Regions from separate parts of the Homo sapiens genome. Here region 2 is linked to region 1. A link is a contact called in ENCODE Hi-C or POLR2A ChIA-PET data. All regions are on one chromosome and are shown on one strand. The core of a region is the stretch at or near the end of the contact, and the rest is flanking DNA. Distances in the headings are between cores, read along the strand shown.

Evidence for each region. A loop is a pair of places that touch in the nucleus more often than their neighbours do. ChIA-PET counts read pairs that join two places held with the same protein, here RNA polymerase II (POLR2A). Pooled maps may share reads with other maps.
Region 2: a map with no recorded cell type shows a loop between it and region 1 (2.7-fold over the local background). The contact joins two enhancer-like sites. A Hi-C loop is called at or near these places in 1 of 168 maps with a recorded cell type or tissue (astrocyte of the cerebellum), 1 of 37 single-sample maps with no recorded cell type and 3 of 50 pooled maps. POLR2A ChIA-PET finds 5 or more read pairs at or near these places in 6 of 52 experiments (A549, BJ, MCF 10A and 3 more).

What each region holds. Positions count from the first base shown.
Region 1 is chr2:39,095,407-39,102,892 of GRCh38, forward strand. The region is part of intron 1 of SOS1 (SOS Ras/Rac guanine nucleotide exchange factor 1); the gene reads right to left. It also overlaps the pseudogene HSPE1P13. Among named protein-coding and RNA genes, the nearest start is that of SOS1, 22 kb to the right of the region's middle. Within about 2 kb of position 4,950, at least 2 of the 41 ENCODE cell types and tissues checked have a DNase peak (open chromatin) inside an H3K27ac peak, as active enhancers do.
Region 2 is chr2:39,138,644-39,146,129 of GRCh38, forward strand. No RefSeq gene overlaps it. Among named protein-coding and RNA genes, the nearest start is that of SOS1, 21 kb to the left of the region's middle. RefSeq lists a cis regulatory region at 3,233-3,685 and a silencer at 3,429-3,613. Within about 2 kb of position 2,793, at least 5 of the 41 ENCODE cell types and tissues checked have a DNase peak (open chromatin) inside an H3K27ac peak, as active enhancers do.

The sequences.
Region 1 (7,486 bases), core at 3,700-6,199:
AAGTCTTAGTGCAGAGAAGAGAGATTCAGTTAGGAAAAGCTAAGGTAAGGCATATTTCCTAGGTTATCAAGAGAACTAACAGCCAGGCAAAATGTGGCTCATAAGTACCAGAGTTCTGCAGGCTACATTCGAAAGTTTGTGTTTGAGACACTGAAATAAGTCCTCATTCTCCTGAATCTGGGGCAGAAGTGCGTTTCCTACTCTAATGAGTTCTCTATTCTAGTCAAAATTAAAATGATGAAAACACACCAAGCCTTAATAGGAGTACTTGCTTCTGAGATAAAAATTATTTCAGTTCCACATATTCTGAAATTTATATAGGATAGAGCCATGTGCAAAGAGGACAGAGAGGAATCATTAGAGTTTTAACAATGAAGCAGGAAAATTATTTTAGCAACATTACAGAATGGTTGAGATAGACTGTTGGGTGTGTAGAAGTCTAGGTATGTGCTGACCAAAGGCAATTAGGAAATAATTTCACAAGTCAGTCAACGGTGCTTTCAATCTCTTTTTAGTGTTTAATAGCATTTTCTATGCATTTTACAGTTGATACCTGAGAAGCTAGATGTTTATGTGGAGCTATTTGGCTACCCAAATTCCTCCTATAAAAGAAACAACACAGATCATCTAATTTAGAAAAACAAACCTTGATTGACTACTAAGGTGAAGGGCTAAGGAAAAAAAGATTTTAATAATTCAGTAAGTATTAAAATGAACATCTACAAGCTATAACCTAGACAGGGGAAAGCAAGACTTTCTCCTTAAGCAGACTTGGCTAGAGATAAAGTTTTTAAAAGAAGGAAGAGGATAGCCTTATATTTTTACATTACATATCCCTTCCTCATCATTCCCTCTAAACTTTCTAATAGGTTTAAGACATCTCTAGGAAACAACCTGTTCATTCTACTCAATTTTACATAAGTTTATTGATGGAAATCTGTGCCCCATCTCACTAGCACATACTCTTCAACTATCTTCTTTCTCATATGTTTTAAGACCAGAATAAAAGAGATGCCTATGAGACATACTTTTTAAAAATTATTTATCAGGCTATATTCATGTATTACTTTGGTGTAAAATAATCAAATAGCATTTAGCACAGAATCAAGTCATTTCAAATATCTTAAGCTTATTTATTACCTAATAAAATGTTACCAAAGAGATCTGTATTTGAAAGTCACTAAAAATATCTTGGCTGGCCGGGCACGGTGGTCCACGCCTGTAATCCCAGCACTTTGGGAGGCCAAGGCAGGCGGATCACGAGGTCAGGAGATCGAGACCATCTTGGCTAACATGGTGAAACCCCGTCTCTACTAAAAATACAAAAAAATTAGCCGGATGTGGTGGCGGGCGCCTGTAGTCCCAGCTACTCGGGAGGCTGAGACAGGAGAATGGTGTAAACCCAGGAGGTGGAGCTTGCAGTGAGCCGAGATCGCGCCACTGCACTACAGCCTGGGCAACAGAGCGAGACTCCATCTCAAAAAAAAAAAAAATCTTGGCTGAAATACATATTTACTTTTCTTCAAGCAATATAAAGAATTGCCAGAAATAAAATCCCTAAGAGCTACCTATACCTACCAATAATTAGCTACACAATCTTGGATTAAGAGATTTAACCAATCTCTATGAGGGATGGGAAGAGTTGGATGATCTATAAAATCTCTTTAAGCTGTAACATTCTTTACTATTTTCTTAAACTCAAGGAAATTCATGAGGATCTGACAGGAGACAAGCCTACGGAAAAAAGTAGACTTTATGTATGGCAAGAGTTTTAAAAGAAATCCAACAATTTAGGCACCAACCATGACTATATAACACTTTATATATACAAATATATGCAAATTGAAGAGATGCAAATATGAGCTATAAATTAAAATTTTGTCATTTTTATCAGGTAGAATTTCCTACATATCAGCATATAGCTAATTCTTTATGACAGTTATAGGGACCATTAAGGAAGCGGTCCATGAACCAAAGCATCAACATGTTCTGTTAAAAATGTAAATTCCTGGATGCCCCACTCAAGACTTTCTGATTCAGAAACTCTGGGAATGCAGGCTAGCAAAGAATGTTTTAACAAGCTGTCCAAGTGATTCTGATGCTTGATAAAGTTTGGCAACCACTGATCTAAAGCACAAGACCTCTTTTTTTTCTTTTTTTTTTTTTATTGAGATGGGGTCTCGCTCTGTCACCCAGGCTGGAGTACAGCAGCGCCATCTCAGCTCATTGCAACCTCTGCCTCCCAGGCTTGGGCTCAAGTGATTCTCCCATCCCAGCCTCCCCAGTAGCTGGGATTACAGGCATGCACCATCATGCCCAGCTAATTTTTTGCATTTTTGGTAGGGATGGAGTTTCACCATGTTGCCCAGGCATGTCTTGAACTCCTGAGCTCAAGCAATCCACGTGCCTTGGCCTCCCAAAGTGCTGGGATTACAGGTGTGAGCCACTTTGCCCAGTGAAGTTAATTCTTAACCCTTGATTAAAACAGTTTAAGTGCTGAACATTATTATTTCTTGGAATCTATATAAGCTTTAAATTAACTATTTTTAAATTTACATATTTTTATTAGGAAATGTTTATATCAATACAGCAAAACTAAATTTTAGAAACACTGGGCATCATTAGTTTAGATATCATTAGTTTATTACAAAAGAAAGACATGAAAATTATTTTACATGATAGAAGATTTCAGAATTACAGAATGGGCAGCTTCATGTTGATGCCATTTCAATATGATTTATTTCAGTCTATATAGTTTGCAAGAATGTCACCATCTTTAAATGAGAAGTAATCCTTGTTGTCTAGAACTACTTTGGTGCCTACATATTCTGGGAGAACTCTATCTCCAACTTACATGTTAACTGGTTAACTCTCCACCCTTTACTTTAGAGTCTGATCCAACATCTACTGTTGCTTACAATACTTTTCCTTGAGATTTTTCTGGAAGCATGTCTCCTTTGGTTACAGTTTCAGGCACATTCCTTTCATCAATACACGGTCATACAGTGGAAGAAACCTTCTAAAAGCGTGTGCTGACAAAACTCCCACTGCTACAGCTTGTACTCTACTCTCCTAAATTAACTATTTGTTATTAATCACAATACTATATCTATAAGAAGACTTCACTTCACATAATGGGAAAAAATACTTGCGATTCATATATTTGATAAGGAACTTACATTCAGAATATATAAAAAATTTGGCCGGGTGCGGTGGCTCACGCCTGTAATCCCAGCACTTTGGGAGGCCGAGGCAGGCAGATCACGAAGTTAGGAGATCAAGGCCATCCTGTCTAATACGGTGAAACCCCATCTCTACTAAAAATACAAAAAATTACCCAGGTGTGGTGGCAGGCGCCTGTGGTCCCAGCTACTCAGGAGGCTGAGGCAGGAGAATTGCCTGAACCCGGAAGGTGGAGGTTGCAGTGAGCCAAGATTGTGCCACTGCACTCCAGCCAGGGCAACAAAGCGAGACCACACCTCAAAAAAAAAATATTCTTACAACTCAACAGTAAAAAGACAACCCAATTTTAAAATGGGCAAAGGATCTGAACAGATATTTCTTCAAACAAGATCTACAAATGTTCAATATGCACATGAAAAAATGTTCATCATCAGTTATTAGGGTAATACAAATGAAAACCACAATGAGATATCACCTCATATCCACTAAGATGGCTAGAATAAAAAAGACAAGTGTTGGTGAAAATATAGAAACTGAAAGCCTTCCACACTGCTAGTGGGAATGAAAATATGCAGCTATTCTTAATAGCCAATAGGTAGAAACAACCCAAATGTTCATCTATTGATGAATGTATAAGCAAAATGTAGTATACATCAATGCAACACAATACTATTTAGTCGTAGAAATGAAGTACTGATACATGCTAAAATATGGATGAACCTTGAAAACATTTTGCTAAGTGAAAAAAGGCAGTCATGAAAGACTACATATTATGAGTCCATTTATATGAAATGTCCAGAACAGACAAATCCATAAAGACAGAAAATAGATTAATGGTTACCTGGGGCTGGAGGTTTGGAGGATGATGGCTAAAGGGTATGGAGTTCTTTCTGAGGTGATGAAAATGATTTATAATTGATTGTGCAATAGTTGCACAGCTCTGTAAATATACTAAAAACTACTGAATTGTATAGGTTAATACTAGTTCCTTGATATTTTTTTGGATGGCATACCAAAAGCCCAGGCAACAAAAGCAAAAATAAACAACTTGGACTACATCAAACTAAAAAGCTTCTGCACAGCAAAGGAAACAATCAACACAATCAAAAGGCACCCTACAGACTGGGAGAAAATGTTTACAAACCATATATCTTTTTTTATTGTTTTGGAGACAGAGTCTCACTCTGTGCCCAGGCTGGAGTGAAGTGGCACGATCTCGACTCACTGCAACCTCCACCTCCCCAGTTCAAGTGATGCTCCTGCCTCAGCCTCTGGAGTAGCCGGGATTACGGGCCCTGCTAATTTTTAGTAGAGATGGGGTTTCCCCATTTTGGCCAGGCTGGTCTCAAACTCCTGACCTCAAGTGATCCACCTGCCTCGCCCTCCCAAAGTGCTGGGATTACAGGCATGAGCCACTGTGCCCGGCCAAGACTGTTTTTTTCTGAAGAAGACATACTAATGACAAACAGGTATATGAAAAGGTACTCAACATCATTAATCATCAGAGAAATGCAAATCAAAACCACAATGAGATATCATCTCACACCTGTTAGAATGACTCTTTTGGTAAGAGATAACAAGTGTTGGTGAGGGTGTGGAGAAAAGGAAACCCTTGTAGACTGTGGATGGGAATATAAATTGGCACAGCCATTATGGAAAACAGTAATGGAGGTTCCTCAAAAACTTAAAAATAGAACTACCATATGACCTAGCTGGGTATGTACTCAAAGGAAATGAAATCAGCACCTGGTAGAGATATCTGTGCTACTGTGTTCATTGCAGTATTAGTCACAATAGCCAAGTTATGGAAACAATGTGTCAACTGACAGATGAATGAAAAAAGAAATTGTGATACACACAGATACACACAATGGAATATCATTCAGCCTTAAAAAATGAGATACTGCCATTTGCAACTACACGGATAATAAACCCAGAGGACATTACACTCAGTAAAATAAGCCAGACACTGAAAGAAAATACTGATGACATCGCTTATATATGGAAATCTGCAAAAAGTCTAACATATAGAAACAAAAGAGCAGGCCAGGCGTGGTGACTCATACCTGTGATCCAAGCAGTTTGGGAAGCCAAGGCAGGAGGATTCCTTGAGACTAAGAGTTCAAGACCAGCCTAGGCAACACAGTGAGACCCTGTCTCTACAAAAAATTTAAAGAAAAATAGCTGGGTGTGGTGGTACACACCTTTAGTCCTAGCTACTTGAGAGGCTGAGGAGGGAGGATCACTTAAGCCCAGGAGGGGGAGGTTGCAGTGAGCCGAGACTGCACCACTGCACTCCAGCTTGGGCAACAGAGTGAGACCTTGTCTCAAAAAAATAATAAAATACAGCAAGGAGACATGGAGAAAAACAAAAACAAAAATGTGTTTAACTGTCTTTTAGTCTATTTGCATTGCTATAAAGAAATACCTGAGGCTGGGTAATTTATAAAGTAAAGAGTTTTACTTGGCTAACAGTTCTGCAGGCTGTACAAGAAGCGTGCCGCTAGCATCTGCTTCTGGTAAGGACCTCAGGAGGTTTCCAATCATGGCAGAGCCAAAGGGGGAGCAAATGTGTCACATGGCAAGAGAGAGGGGAAGTGTGTCACACTCTTCTGAACAACCAATTCTCACATGAACGAATAGAGCAGGAATTCACACATTACCTCTGGGACAAGGATGGTACCAACCCATTCATGAGGGACCTGCCCCATGACCCCGAACACTTCCCACCAGGCCCCCACTGTCTAACACTGAGACGTGAGATTGGAGGTGGACAAATTTCAACATGAAATTTGGAGGGGTCAAATATCCAAACTATATCAAACTGCAAAAGTAGTTTCATTATTATGCCTAGATCAACTGTTGAACAACTAGATGATACAGAAATAAACTTTATGCATAGCATTATATGTATCCTGACAGCATTATAGGCACCCATCCTAACTATACCTGGTTTGAATTATATTTATTTAGAAACTATAAAAATTTTGTTCCAAATGTTGAAATTTCTGACAAAGCAACATTTATATTAGGAGTATAAGGAAATGTTTAAAATATACTTAAAAAAAAACAGAAAACAAACTAGCAATGTCTCCTCCATAAAATGCTTGACAAACTTCAGAATAATTTTTTGCTTTTAATTACCAGCAGTATATAGGGAAAAAGGGTTTTCAAAGTTGAGGACTTCCCAAATGTACTCCAGGTAACACCAGGTGAAGGTGAGGGAACAGCTTAATGCTACTCACTGCTTGAGCAAAAGAAAAAATCATTTTTTATGACCTGCCTATGTATTGAGTTTCATTTTGATTCTTTTTTTAATTAAAAAGTACTACTTTAGGCCAGGCTCAGTGGCTCATGCCTGTAATCCCAGCACTTTGGGAGGCTGAGGTGGGCGGATCACTAGGTCAGGAGTTCGAGACCAGCCTGACCAACATGGAGAAACCCCATCTCTACTAAAAATGCAAAAATTAGCCAGGCGTGGTGGCAGGCCCCATAATCCCAGCTACTCGGGAGGCTGAGGCAGGAGAATCACTTGAACCTGGGAGGCAGAGGTTGCAGTGAGCTGAGATCATGCCATTGCATTCCAGCCCGGGTGACAGTGCGAGACTCTGTCTCAAAAAAAAAAAAAAAAAAAAAAAAAAGTGCCACTTTGTCCCGGTGTGGTAGCTCATACCTGTAAACCCAGCACTTTGGGAGGCTAAGGCAGGAGGATAGCTTGAGCCTACGAGTTCAAGACCAGTGTGGGCAACATAATGAGAGTTCATCTTTACCAAAGGGGAAAAAAAATTAGGTGGGTGTGGTGGTACACACTTGTAGTCCTAGCTACTCAGCTAGACTAGGTTGAGGTAGGAGGATCACTAAAACCCAGGAGGCCAAGGCTGTAGAGAGCCGTGATCATACTACTGCACTCCAGCCTGGGCAACAGAGCAAGACTCCATCTCAAAAAAAAAAAAAAAAAAAAAAAAAGAAGAATTCCGCTTCGTTTTAAAAGGGTTATAGGTGAGGGGAAACAACAAGGATTTTGAAGTCCAGAAGATCAGGTTATATAGATTCTGGAAAAGAAAGACTGGTGCGGCCGGGCATGGTAGCTCACGCCCATAATCCCAGCACTTTGGGAGGCTGAGGCTGGTGGATCACTTGAGCAGAGGAGTTCAAGACCATCCTGGCCAACAAGGCAAAACCCTGTCTTACCAAAAATACAAAAATTAGCCAGTGTGATGTGTGGTGTGGTGGCATGCACCTGTAGTCCCAACTACTCAGGAGGCTGAGATGGGAAGATTGCTGGAGCCCAGGAAGTTGAGGC
Region 2 (7,486 bases), core at 1,543-4,042, 41 kb after region 1:
TCCTGACCTCAGGTGATCTGCTGCCTCAGCCTCCCAAAGTGCTGGAATTACAGGTGTGAGCCACTGCACCCGGCCTTTTTTTTTTTTTTTTGTGATGGAATCTCGCTCTGTTGCCCAGGCTGGAGCGCACTCGCGCAATCTCGGCTCACTGCAATCTCCACCTCCCAGGTTTAAGCAATTCTCTGCCTCAGCCTCCCGAGTAGCTGGGATTATAGGTGACTGCCACCATGCCCAGGTAATTTTTGTGTTTTTAGTAGAGAGGAGGTTTCACCATATTGGCCAGGCTGGTCTGGTCTTGAACTCCTAACCTCGTGATCCACCTGCCTTGGCCTCCCACAGTGCTAGGATTACAGGCGTGAGCCACCGCGCCCAGCCTAAGTGTGATAGTTTTCAAAGTGTTTGTTAAACAAACTGTAGAACTCTTCATTGTCAGCAAAGTGAAGAGTCACTGCCATCAATGAAAGTTCAAGAACCTTCTGTACGTAAACTCGATTTGCACGTTCTGTTATTTTTGTTTTGTTTAGTTTAGAATGCTGGAATGTTTTTGAAGTTAAACAGTATTACATTAAAAGAAGAAGAAGAAAAAGAAGAACAGTTGTTTGTGTGAATATCCTGTTCTTCAATAACCCATCACCTGATTGTTTAGATAAGTGGTTCTCAAAGTGTTGTTCTGGAACTGGCATAATCTGGGAGTTTGATAGAAAAGCAAATTATTGGGTTCCACTTCAGACCTGCTGAATTAGAAACTCTGGGGTGGCATCCAGTAATCTCTGTTTTAACAAGCCTCTAGGTGATTCTGATGCACACTGACATTTGAGAACCACAGGTTTAGATAACTCTTGCTTTAATTAATTATAACACTGGGGTTGCAAAATGGTGAATTTCCAGTATTCATTGAATGTTTATTAGCTGCCATTCTTCTATATAGAAAAGCCTTCCTTTCTCTTTATCCCCCCTCTCCCCCATCACCACCCCCATCACTATGGATTCATAGACATTGGAAACTCAGTTGCTAATTCTTGAATGCCACCATTCTTTCTCATGTCCAGCTAGTTCTTCATTTATCTGATAGAATTCCCTTCAGGCTATTCCTGTGTTCTTTCCACCTGGCCCCAGAGTTTTTGAGAGCACCCTTGCATTATGATGCAAAAAGACTCAATGATTTGACTGTGTATTTGCTTGTATCTTGAGGGTAAAAACTAAGTCTGCTACTTAATATTTCCCTGAGGGGACTTGATATCTAAATAATGTTCTATATAATAAATGTTCTTGAGCAAGCGAAGTGTTTGAGCATTTTTTTGGAAAGGGCAAAAGGCTGTTCCAAATTACATTGAAGTCTCTGTGATTCTTAGACTAGGATGATGCAAGGTTGATGTAAATTACAGTATTTTGTTATGACTTTAGGCGAATTAATTTGACTCTGAGGTCTGATCCCAAATCAGATAACAGAGAAATATATTTATAGTTGGCAAGAGCAAACTAGAGATAGTGAAATATCTGGTTTCAGTTTTTATTTTGTATAGTTTTAGGATCTATGTAATACAACACATACAAAGCTACTTAAAATATCTCAGTTACTCTTATTGGAGTAACCTAAACACAAAAATTAATTTGCAAAAACAATAATACCTTGCACTTATTAAGTGATTACTGTGAACCGGGAACTGTACCAAGTGCTTAACATGTATTAACTCACATGTTGCTTTGGAAACCTGGATTAGATAAGGGCTTTTATTATTCCTATCTTACAGAAGAGTAAACTGAGGCATAGAAGGTTTAGTAGTTTACACCAGGTCACACAGCTAAGCAGTGGTTTCACATTCCATGGTCTTCACGACCACACTATAAAGCCTTTCTAAATTTGTGCTTGTAAATATAATTAACTAAGGAGTTTGCCCTATGGTTAACTTATTTAGTTTCGTAATATTTTCAGGAAGAGAATAGAAGCAGTGGGATATTGTGTAAAGAGTCCAGGAGTTTTGAAAGTCAAGACCTGCACGTGGGTTCCAATTAAAGCTCATGTATGACCTTGAACAACACTGTTCTGAACTTCAGTTTCTTCATGTATAAACCAGGTCTAATAATAGTTGCCCTACCTAACTCATAGATTGTCATGAGTATCAGATAGTATAATGGGTGTAAAAGTGCTTTGTAAATTGCAAAGTGATAAACAGAAATGGGTCAGACACATAATCTTAACACTACAAAGAAACAGGTTTTTTTGGCCAGGCACCATGGCTCACGCCTGTAATCCCAGCACTTTGGGAGGCCAAGGCGGGTGGATCACTTGAGGTCAGGAGTTCGAGACCAGCCCGGCCAATATAGTGAAACCTCGTCTCTACTAAAAATACAAAAAAAAAAAAATTAGCCAGGCGTGGTGGCGCATGCCTGTAGTCCCTGCTCCCTGGGAGGCTGAGGCAGGAGAATGGCTTGAACCTGGGAGGCGGAGGTTGCAGTGAGCTGAGATCGCACCACTGCATTCCAGCCTGGGTGACAGAGCAAGACTCCGTCTCAAACAAAAAATGAAACAGGTTTTTCTATTTATAAAACAGTGAGTTCACATCCCAGTTTTAAATATTCTAGATCCTTAAATGATTTCTCTTTACAGTTTATTTATGACTGAATTTTTTCAAACTGGCAATTTTCTTTTTTCCCCCATAATTTACTTGACTTCCCCTTCTGGATGTATTAAAAGTGTTGTAATGTCATTATGCAAATAAAGTGTATTTTGCATGCTTTTTCCAAGGGCAAATTTTAACTTCTTGTCATGTTTCCATTTTATCTGCAATATTCAGGCGACATAGTCTGCTGCTCTGGTGGCTCATGCATTTGTGTTTTGCATATTTCATACAAGAAAATAGAGAAAAAAGAGAAGTCAGCCAGATGGGATTCTCTTTCCAGGCAGAGAAGAACTAGAAAAATTTGCATGGCCACGACCTCTTCTATAGACAAAGGATGCTTGTTTTCAGGACTGGCAATTGGTCAGAGGGTGACAACCCATCCCCAAATTCCTGAGGCAGCCCTAGGTTTACAATCTGAGGTTCTGGAATAGTTCCCAAGATGCAATTATTTCCAAATTTAATCAAACCTCAGAAAATAGCTAATTAAAAATAATCATATAAAACAGCAGGCCCTTTCTCCAAAATTAAACACACACTTTCTTATATCGGCTGTTTAGCCAAGTCTTACAAAGACCCGGCCACCTGTTTGGGGTGGGGGGAGGTGTTAGACTTCCTAAGAGGTGACTGTTCTTGGCAGCCACCTCTACCCAGGCCGTCCTGGAATCTGTCATTGTCAGCTTCTGCCAAGAAATGTTTTTGTACTTGCTGGATAAAGACAGGCAAGGAATTTTTTGACCTCTGTTCGAATCCCAAATCCCTTTTCCATACTCTTATTTGTATTCTTTAAATGACATAATTACAGTAATGCTCCTAAAACAGTGGATGGCACTGAAAATGAATGGGATCCTCCCTCTTTCATCTATCTTTCTAGCTCCCTGCAGCCCTGGCTGACCTATTTCTCCAGGCTCTGCCCTACTACCCAGAAAGTTGGGTGTGGTTCCGAGAAGGTTTGGTTGGGGATTTACATTTCAGTTTGCGTTGATGATTTAATCAATTGCTTGTGTCTTTTTCAGCAGAAAACCAAGCAGAATCTTTTTGTCACCAAATTTGTATTTACCAAAATTAATATCTCATTGAGTAGACTACCATAGAGTATGTAAGGGGAGTATTTTTCTAAAATCAGAAAATTGTCAAGAATACATAGACCATAAAGGAGATGCTTGGGAAAGCAATACTTGGGAGTTGAGGAGATTAAAGCCCTTTTCCTGATTAATGTTAACTTATATTAACAGCTAAAACAAGGCCGGGTTCGGTGGCTCATGCCTGGAATACCAGCACTTTGGGAGGCCAAGGCAGGCGGATCACTTGAGATCAGAAGTTCAATACCAGCCTGGCCAACATGGTGAAACCCCATTTCTACTAAAAATACAAAAATGAGCCAGGCATGGTGGCACACACCTGTAATCCCAGCTATTCAGGAGACTGAGGCAGGAGAATCGCTTGAAACCAGGAGGCGGAGGCTGCAGTGAGCTGAGATTGCACCACTGCACTCCAGCCTCGGTGACAGAGCAAGACTCTGTCTCAAAAAAAGAAAAAAAAGAAGAAAGCTAAAACAAAACAAAAAAAGCCCCAAGAAATAATGGCAAAATATTTTAAGTTCGTCTTGAGAGTTGTGGATTTTTCATGTTGGTTCGACTGACCAGTGAAGAAATGAGCTCTGGCTACTCAGAAAAACCTAAAGTCTTGAAGCAGAATTGCATTCTATCATTTTATTTTACAATAGCTCTTACTTCTAACTAAAAAAAATTTTTACTTTGGTTTTGTTTTTTGCATCATACTGTTTTGTTTGTTTGCTTTTAATTGGCATATCCTTTATATAGACTGCACAGATACTAGGTGTACAGTTCCATGAGTTTGGACAACTGTATACACCACCAATGGTAACCACCACCCCAATAAATATATAGAACATTTTCATCACTCTCAAGGGACACCCTCCTTATGCCCCTTTCCAATCAACCTTACTTGCCCCAGCCTAAATACAACCACTCTTCTGATGTCTATCACTGTAAGTTAGTGTCAAAAGACAAAATTACAACAAATTTAAATAATCTAATTGGCTTCTATTTGTGATTTGTGAACCACGGGAAGATCTTCTCTAAAAATTCAGAAAAGGCTCCAATGAGCTGAGCAGAGGAAGTTGGCTTTATGGGCAGAAAAGGGCTGAAGAAAGCAGAAATAGGGAACAAAAAGCAGATTGATCGCCTTAAAGTTTCTTTCCTTATAGGGTTAAAACTGAGGAGACTTTCTTACATACTAGGCTAAAACTGGCCTGTTTAGGGATTTGGCTATTCTCTCTCTCTCTCCTGATTTCTTGGAAGATCGGATAAACAATTTCATTTGGTGACATGAAACTTTAGCAGGAATGACTGCATTTTGATTTGCTCTATTGGGGCCTAGTGCAGGAGCTCAGTCTAAACCAATCGCCTCCTATAAGTTGTATTTAACAATAAATATACCTATTTCAGACTTATAAATGGAATCATGACTCTTTTTGTGCCTGGATTCTTTCACTCAACATCATTTATCTGACATAGCAAATCTTTCATGTATGTGGTTGATTATATTCACAGTTTGTTCCTTTTTCTGCTTTTAAAAAAATAGTGGTAAAATATACATAAAATTTACCATTTAACCATCTTAAGTGTGCAATTCAGTGGCATTAAATGAATTCAGTGTTGTGCAACCATCACCATTATCCATTTCCAGAACTTTTTCATCATCCCAGACTGATACTCTGTATGCATTCAACAAAAACTTCTTACCTCCCTTCCCCCAGCCCCTGTTAACCACTATTATACTTTCTGTCTCTAATAATTTGACTGTTCTAGGTACCTCATATAACTGGAATAATATAATAGTTGTCCTTTTGTGTCTGACTTCTTGCACTTAGCATGATGTTTTCAAAGTTTATCCCTGTTTTAGTATGCGTCAGGATTTCCTTCCTTTTTAAAGCTGAATAATATTCCTAATATGCATGTATCATGTTTTGTTTATTCATTCATCTGTTGATGGACATTTGGTTACTTTCCACCTTTTGGATATTGTGAATAATGCTAATATGAACATTAATATATAAGTATCTGTTTGAATTTATGCTTTCAAAACCTTTGGATATGTATCTAAAAGTGGAATTGCTAGATTGTATGGTAATTCTATGTTTAACTTTTTGAGAAGCTACCAAAGTTTTCCACAGCACCACTTTACATTCCCACCAGTAATGCATGATAATTCCATTCTCTCCACATCATAGCCAACACTTGTTATTTTCCATTTTTTTATAATAGCCATCCTAATGTATGTGTGAAGAGGCATTTCATTGTGCTTTTGATTTTCATTTCCCTAATGACTAATGATGTTGAGCAACTTACCACACTTGTATTTGTTATGTAGCCCTCAAGCTTTCCCTGACATTTCTCTTATCCCCCTGCAAGAGGGATTTGAATTACTGTGTGATTATCCATTTATTATTTTATTTTATTATTTTTTTTTCAAGAGGGAGTCTCGCTCTGTCGCTTAGGCTGGAGTGCAGTGGCGCGATCTCGGCTCACTGCAAGCTCCGCCTCCCGGGTTCACGCCATTCTCCCGCCTCAGCCTCCTGAGTAGCTGGGACCACAGGCGCCCGCCACCACGCCCGGCTAATTTTGTTTTTGTATTTTTAGTAGAGACGGGGTTTCGCCGTGTTAGCCAGGATGGTCTCGATCTCCTGATCTCATGATCCGCCCGTTTCGGACTCCCAAAGTGCCGGGATGACAGGCGTGAGGCACCTCGCCTGGCCTATTTATTTATTTTTAAGATGGAATTTCGCTCTTTTTGCCCAGGCTGGAGTGCAGTGGCGCGATCTCGGCTTACTTCAAGCTCCGCCTCCCGGGTTCACGCCATTCTCCTGCCTCAGCCTCCTGAGTAGCTGGGATTACAGGCACGTGCCACCACGCCTGGGATCTCGAACTCCTGGCCTCAAGTGATCCGCCCACCTCAGCCTCCCAAAGTGCTAGGATTACAGGTGTGAGCCACCATGCCCAGCCAGATGTTTTTTTTTACTCCGATATAATAACTTTAGCTTGATCACTCTTTTCCTTGGCTCTTCCATCACAGCTGTATGAAAGCTCTTTAATTTCTCCCTATAAAATCAATACCAAGTCATATTTTTTTTTTTTTTTTTTTTTGAGACAGAGTCTTGCTCTGTTGCCCAGGCTGGAGGGCAGTGGAGAGATCTCAGCTCACTTCAAGCTCCGCCTCCTGGGTTCACGCCATTCTCCTGCCTCAGCCTCCTAAGTAGCTGGGACTACAGGCGCCTGCCACCATGCCTGGCTAATTTTTTGTATTTTTGGTAGAGACGGGGTTTCACTATGTTGGCCAGGCTGGTCTCGAACTCCTGACCTCAGGCGATCCACTCACCTCGGCCTCCGAAAGTGCTGGGATTACAGACGTGAGCCACCGTGCCCGGCCGCAAAAATCTGTCATTCGAACCATTCCTTGCAAGCACTCTGCACTAAAATTCCAAATGGATAAAAATATTTAATATTTTAATATATTCTAAATAAAATCAAAGGGTAATACTATCAGAAATGGGTAATGATATCACTTTCCTTTCTAGATGGAGAAATCACCTCCTGAGACAACCCCCAGGGCTGTTTTTCTGCTCTCTGCTAACATTGGACCCATTTACATAATCTGCTAAGAGTTCTCTGCCAGAAGCCAAGCCTTATAACATCTGTCAGATGCTAAACAATCCTACCAAGAAGTAATGCCATGGTATATTAGTGGTCCTGCATAAGAAATCACCCAAAACTCGGCAGCTTGAAACAATAGACATATACTATTTCAGTTTCTACGGGTTAGGAATGCAGAGCAGCTTAGCTGGG